2 separate regions of the Mus musculus genome follow, and region 1 is linked to region 2. The links are chromatin contacts, found by Hi-C or POLR2A ChIA-PET in ENCODE. All regions are on one chromosome and are shown on one strand. The core of a region is the stretch at or near the end of the contact, and the rest is flanking DNA. Distances in the headings are between cores, read along the strand shown. Region 1 holds the start of Cxcl17 (chemokine (C-X-C motif) ligand 17). Region 2 holds the start of Cnfn (cornifelin).

The links. Hi-C counts contacts between places; a loop is a spot of excess contacts on that map. ChIA-PET counts read pairs that join two places held with the same protein, here RNA polymerase II (POLR2A).
Region 1: a loop to region 2 is called in a map of gastrocnemius, with 4 times the contacts of the local background. The contact joins the promoter of Cxcl17 here to the promoter of Cnfn in region 2. A Hi-C loop is called at or near these places in 8 of 37 maps with a recorded cell type or tissue (adrenal gland, gastrocnemius and heart). POLR2A ChIA-PET finds 5 or more read pairs at or near these places in 1 of 5 experiments (Patski).

The regions. Positions count from the first base shown.
Region 1 is chr7:25,410,874-25,414,562 of GRCm38, forward strand. Cxcl17 (chemokine (C-X-C motif) ligand 17) reads right to left here and starts at 2,013. Exons shown (of 4, transcript NM_153576.2): 1 at 1,829-2,013. The coding sequence starts at 1,907. The region is part of intron 3 of 4732471J01Rik (RIKEN cDNA 4732471J01 gene); the gene reads left to right.
Region 2 is chr7:25,368,008-25,371,320 of GRCm38, forward strand. It overlaps Cnfn (cornifelin), which reads right to left and starts at 1,717. Exons shown (of 4, transcript NM_001081375.1): 1 at 1,658-1,717; 2 at 359-469; 3 at 1-95. The coding sequence starts at 467.

The DNA.
Region 1 (3,689 bases), core at 763-3,262, 43 kb after region 2:
GCAGGTGGGCATGGTGGCCGTGCACACCTTCAGTCCCAGCACTCGGGAGGCAGAAGCAGGTGGATACATCTGAATTCAGTGCCAACCTGGTCTACAGAGCAAGTTCCAGGACAGCCAGGGCTACACAGAAAGACCTTGTGTGTCTGCAAGTGTAGCTGGCAACATACACACAAGTGTACACACAGCCCAGCCAAGATCCACTTCCCAGACCTTCCCAACCTCTCCTGGAAAAGTCAAAGATTTTCTCAGAAAAACAAACAAACAAAAAATAGAGGCATGGCTGTAATTCAGTGACACACTGCTTGGTTAGCATGCATGGGCACCCCCCTCCCCCATACACACACACTAGCAACAACAAGAAAAAACCAACACTATCATACCTTGGCATATGAGTCATAGAAGTGAATCATTTTGAACTTAGAAACCTGAGCCCTTAGCTAATATTGATTGTTATGTGGGATAGTGTGAAGATTATGGGAACAATGCATCAGTTTGTACCCCCAAGGTGGTTAAGGTTACAGTCTGCAGGGCAGGAGAGGTAGAAGAGGTGCCCCCAGTGTGAGACAGACCATGATGTACAAAGAGTCCTGACTGAGCTGTGCATAGTCAGCGTGGAGAGCAGAGGAGTGGAAAGGTGTTAGCCTTTGAATTAGATGTGTGAGTAAAGTTGAGCTGGTTTGAAAACACAGGACCTGTTGGGGATCAGCAGCCTAGTATGGTTGGAGCATAAGTGCATCTTTGTGAATGAAAGAAAGTGGACTGGAAAGGTGTGTTGTGACTAGAGCTTTGAGTTCATGGGGAGGACTCTAGCCCTGGTGCCCATATAGTGATAGAGAAGCCTTCCCTTCCAGAGTGGCCACTATGGGCCCCAGGACTGAAGAACTCAGAGAACTTTCCCTACAAAGGAAAGAAGTTGGACATTGCCAGAGGCAGGTGATCCTGGATTTAGGATCACATGATGCTGAGTATGCCACAGAGTACCTCACCCACAGGAGAAAGGTACATGGATAGAGATGATCTTGCTTCTGTGTGGTGGCTCTGTGAAGAGCTGGGAAACACTGGCTGTGGTGAAGACTAGAACAGATTCAGAACCTCTACCGAGTCTGCTTCAAAAGGGACAGACCATTCAACCAAGCCCGGGATGACTAAAATGTCTGCATGACTACTGCCTGCTAATAGGACTGACCTGGTTTGTATCATCACGAGCTTACTTGGCATACTCTAAAGTTATAGGACTCCTCATTTCTTTGCCTTCCACCACAAGCCTCCCACCCCCAGTTGAGCCCTGAGAAAATCTGTGACTTTTCCAGGAGAGGTTGGGAAGGTCTGGGAAGTGGATCTTGGCTGGGCTGTGTGTACACTTGTGTGTATGCTGCCAGCTACAGTTGCAGACATGTTGGGAATGTGCCTTAAAGTTTACAGAGTCCTTTGGGATAAAGAGGGTCCTTTCTTTTTGCTAATGAGGATTCTGGTACTGAGAAAGACTAACTTAATTACCCCAACTTGTTGCTAAAAGAGTATTTTAATGCACTTGTTGTTGGGTTTGCCATGTTTTCTACCCCATTTCTTCCCCACAAAATCAAATTAATCTTTGGTGTGCACATGGTTCTGGTGAAGTAGAAATTAATCTTGAGCCAGGCATGGTGGCACACCTATAATACTGGGACCCAGGATACTGTGGTCGGAAGAGTCCAAGTTTTCGGTCAGCCTGACTACATATCAAGAGCCTGTCTCAAGGGAGAGAAAAATAGAAGGGAGGAGGACGGACAAAATAAAGAGGAAGGGAGGGAGAGAAGGAGAAGAGAGAATATCATTTCATTGTATTTACCTGGGTTCGGGCTGCTGAAGACCATGGACATGAGCATCACTGGAAGCAACAGAAGGAAGGGAGAGGCTAGAAGCTTCATTGTGGCTGTCTGTTGGTTCTTAAAGGCTGTGTGGATTGTCACCAGTTAGAGGCTTCTGATTTCTTGTAACTGCTCAGGTGGAGTAGTGTCTACAATTTAATCCTACACAAGAACACCCTTGGGAAATCAAGAGCAGGAAGGCGGTGCTGGTCAGTTTAGTACCAGATTGGACCAGGTCTTTACGGGAATGTGGGAGGTAAAACTGGCCAAACAAAAGAAACCACACTCCAGAGAAAGGAACAAATGACTGACACCTTGGCATGTGTGTGTGTGTGTGTGTGTGTGTGTGTGTGTGTGTATGTATGCTTGACTCCTCCCCCACTGTGGGGGGTTTCATTCTCTAAGCTTTTTTCTCACTTGAATTTCCGTGTACCTTTTGGCTGTTTAGAGCAAAACCGAGGCACTGCAGGCTGACAAAGAGAGGCTGACAGCTGCGCTTCCTCTCTCCACCCATTTGTGATTGCCAGCACAGTAGATGGAAGTGCTACTGCCTGGACAGTTGTCCTGTCCTCGCACTGTTGACAGATTCATCCAGTTCCCTAGCCACTCACAAGGGAAGCAGAGTTCAGTTAAGAAGACGTTCACTTTGGGTGTGCTGGTGTGTGCCAGCACTGGAGGCTGAAGAGGGCTTTGAGTTTCCCCTCCCCTCCCCTCCCCTCCCCTCCCCTCCCCTCCCCTCCCCTCCCCTCCCCTCCCCTCCCCTCCCCTCCCCTCCCTTCCTTTCCTCTCCTCTTCAATTCTCTCTCTCTCTCTCTTAACAAAGAAAGAAAAACAAAAATGAAGGGCTAGTGGCTGCCTGGCGAGTGAGCTGATGATCTAACTTCAATCCCCACTGTTCACAGGAAGTAGAGAAATCAGTGCATTGTCCTTTGACTGCTATAGTCATTTGGTGCATGCACACTCCCCTCATCCTTAAATAACTGTAATGAAGAACGAAGGGCTAGGGATGTAGCTTAGAGATAAGATGCTTGACTAGCATGCACAAGGCTCCAGGTTTGATTCTCAGCACCATAAATAGCAAATAAAAACAAACCAGCAACAATGCACAAATAAAATCAGAGTCAGTTATCTTTGCCTCCAAACTCTTTCCTGGAGCAGTGGGGAAAACAAAGCCTCCTCTTGTTCATCAGGAAGTTGGCTATGGTTTAGTTGCTCCAATTTACAGGACACGGTGTGTGTGTGTGTGTGTGTGTGTGTGTGTGTGTGTGTGTATGTGTGTGTAAGATCACCAGAGCTTCAGGTCCAGGAATATATGAACTATAGGCAAAAAGGGATTCTTGAACTGTGTTGGTCCAGGTTGGTGGAGTTCTTGGTTCAAGGCAAAAGGAGAAAGCTGATAATGCCCACAGTCAACATTAAAGACGATTGTGCCAGCCAGCTCACGAGGGAGGGGAGCGTTTATTTCTGAAACTTGCACTCTTAGAGGTGTTATTTCATGGCCTGTCTGCCCTGTCATTTTTGAGCCTGTGCTGAGATACATCATGGAGAGAGTGCATAGTGGAGGAAACTGCTCACTTCTCGCATCTAGGAAGCAAAGAAGATAGCAAGAACCATAAACCTAATAGTTCATTTAAGGGTGTATACGCCACCATGACATAACTGTTTTCTACTGAACTCTGTCTCCTAAAGGTTCTTCTGATCTCCCACAGACTGGCTACCCAGCCTTTACCTCATGGGCCTTTGGGAAGCACTGAAGATCTAAATTATAACAATCTTGGAACATCAGCACTGAATTTGGTGTCTATTTGAGGGACTTTAAGACTGCCAAAGCAATAGGGATTG
Region 2 (3,313 bases), core at 467-2,966:
CAGACCTCCGGGCAGGTAGGGCGCACAGCAGCACTCCCCAAAGTCATCGGAGATGCGGCAGGCCAGGCACAGCGGGGCGAAAGTGCCGCACAGACCTGGACAGGGCAGAACGGTCAGGTCCCGGGCCTGCTGTGTTTGCCCCCGAGGAGGGCACGCACGGTGGCACGGAGGGGATGCGGGCTTCAGGAGAACAGTTATAGAGAAGGAAACCAAGACCCAAAGCGATCGGGCTCTGGGTGGGGTGGGTGGGGGTCACCGTGAGGAGGCTGAGGGTTGGATAATGGGATCCCAGGCAGAGTGAAGACTGCAGGAGTGTGGCGTGAGTTTCCCTCCCTCCCCATCTTCCTCGGACACTCACAGACGGGCATGTCGTTGCAACAGTCGGTGAGGCCCGTGTGCCAATCGCTGAGCTGTGTCTGGTAGCAGGTGTTGGCGCACTGAGGCTGACTAGTCACTGGATATGACATGGCTGTGGAGGTAAGAGAAGGGGGATCAACAGGCATCCTGGCAGGACCTTCTGAGCCGCGCCACCCCTGCCGCCCTTCCTTCTGCCGGGCAGTCTGGGCAGGCCACCTGGCCGCCCACTAGAGGAAACATCACTGTACCTCCTCCCCATTCCTATCTGTCACATTTGGTCATCAACACCCCTAGTCTGTCTCTGCTGCTGTTGCCAACTACACATCTGGTTGAGCCAAAGTCAGGAGGGAAAGTGGGCACCACAGCTGGGCAGAGCCTCGACTTGGCTACACATACCACCACCTCCTCCTCCATGACTGGGCTCCAACATTTCCTGGGGCCTCTGGGGTAGAAGCAAGTGCCATTTGTTTTCGAAGCCAGGGTGCCCAGGGTAGGGAGGCAGCCAGGTTCCTGGCACCTAGAGGGTTGCTGGTGCATTCAGTGACCCCACCTTTGCCTTTCACGTGGTCGTGCATCTCAAACTGCATCTTGCTGGCCCTGAGGAGGTGGCTGCTGTGTGAACGGCTGCAGGGGACGGCTACGGCAACAGCAATGTAGTCTGTCCAAGGGATGCTGGATACTAGGCAGGGGAGGGCAAGGGACTAGGGCACTGGGGGAGACGAACTCTCAGGGGGGGAAGGGAGCTGAAGAGAAAGAGGCCAAGTTAACCTGTTGGCTGGGATGGCTAGGTGGGCGAACTACTCGCCCATCGTTTTAACAGCTGCCCGACAGACCCCAGAGGACCCTTCTTGGAGCAGAGGCAGAGTTGGAGAGAGACAAATCCTTGTCTAGGGAGAGCAAAGGCAGCCAGGAATGGCAGAGACAGATGGGAAAGAACTCTGAGCCAGGTGCTCGCAGAGACACTGTGAGACAGCCACAAGCGTGGAACATGGTACCTCTACAAGCTGATTTTACAGAGGGCTATAGGCTCAGAGACAGAAGAGAAATGCCTGATGATGGACCCATCCAAACAGGCTCTGAGACTGGGTGCTGGGCCCCAGAATTTCTAAATCCAACTCTGTACCAGTCAGGTTGGAAAGGTGAGACTGGGGAAGTGAAGCGTTGAGAAAGAGTAAGATGATCCCAGTCAGCGGCAGTCAGTCAGAGGCAGTCAGGGAGACAGAGCTGTGAGCCAGATAGGCAGAGAACCGAGCGGAGGTGCCTGCCAGAGAGCAGGGACTTAGGGAGGAGATGGTCCTACCTGCAGATCCACGTGAGGGGATGGAGATAGAGGTTCTTGGTGACAGCAGACACTAAGTTCTCAGTGTGAGGCCAGGAGCTGCTTATATGGGCCAGGCCACACAGCCCTGGGCGGGGCTCTGACAGAGATGCCAAGGGAGACTAGCCGGTCTGCCTGACCCTCTTCCCTTCCCCCTGGATTTTCCATCCTCCCTCTCCTCTCTGTTCCCCACACCCCACTTCCCCTCTTGTCTCATCTCTCAGGACTGAAGACCTGCGGCAGAGGTAGAAACAAGAGTGGGAAGAGATAGAAACAGAGTCAGAGATGGAGAATGTACAGGAAGAAGGAGACTGGGGAAGAGGGAGCAGGGACCCAGGGCAGGGGAGATAGGGAAGATGAGTGACTGGAGATGGGAATTGAGAGGATGGAGACAGGTAGACACAGATGTTGAGAGACAGAAAACTGCAAGATCTGGAGAGGCAGGGAGAGAGTGAGGGGTTAGGGAGGGATGCCTGGTGTGTTATACAGAGTGGGAGCGGGTTCCTCCCCAGTGTTCGGTTCAAGGCCCGGAGGCATGGGGTCAGTGGGGGACAGTCACGTGTTTTAGGGGGCGATTCATGTGAGGACCAAAGTAAATATTGCACCTCATCTCTGCTTCAAATGGGAAGGGAGGGGGCTGGGGACTGACAAGAAACCTGGGGGTTGTGTCTGGCCCCAGTTAACACCTGAGTGCGATGGGAGCAGAGATGGGGAGGTCTGGAATGTGAATCTGAGGGAGGAGGTATGGGACCTAGACTCCTGGGTCTGAAGGGGGAAAGCTGATACTGGAGTCTGAGAGAGGAGGCTGGGATCTGGAACCTGGGTCTGAGGGAAGAGTCTGGATCCATGAACTGAGGGAGGAGGGCTGGGGTTGAGACCTATGAGTCTGAGGGAGAAGGGCTGAGCCTGGGCCTCTTAATCTAAAAGAGGGTCTAGACTCTGGCGACCCTAGTCTAGGCTGTGTGTTCCTCGAGAGCTAGATCCAAATTCCCAATGAATTCCTCAGGGATTAAGGGACTGGGTCTTGGGTACTTGATTCACCAAAGTTTCCCCTCAACAGGCCTGACAGGGTTGTAGGTGACTCAGTAAGGAAGCGGCATTAGAGTTGGGTGGGGTTCCTACCATGGGTGTCACCCCCAAAATATAGGAGGCACCAGAAAATCGGGGTGTCAACTCTAGAAGAGGTTGTGTCACCATGCCACAGTGTGTGGGTATGAGGGGACAACAAATGGATCACCTGCCAGCCTGTGATCTGGACGGCCTATGACCACAGCTTTCTCCACATATCCAACACTCTGTCTCCTGGCACCACCCAAATGGCTGACTGGCTGTGGCCCCAGACTTATGGTAGTGAGCATCATTTTGCTTGCGCGTGTCTGTCTTTTGGGGTGATGCCGACATGCATGGGTGGCATTGCCCACTTCAGCTCTGAGTCCCCATCCACTTATCTTTGCATCTTTATTCCCCCCCACCCCCGCTTTTGTTTTGTTTTTGAGACAGGCTCTCACGTATCCAAGGCTGGTCTCTGACTCACTGTGTAACTGAGGATGAATTTGAACATTTTGCCTTCATCTCCAAGTACTGAGATCATACAAACAGAACTACAGAACCTGGCGCTGGGGATCCAACCCAGGGCCT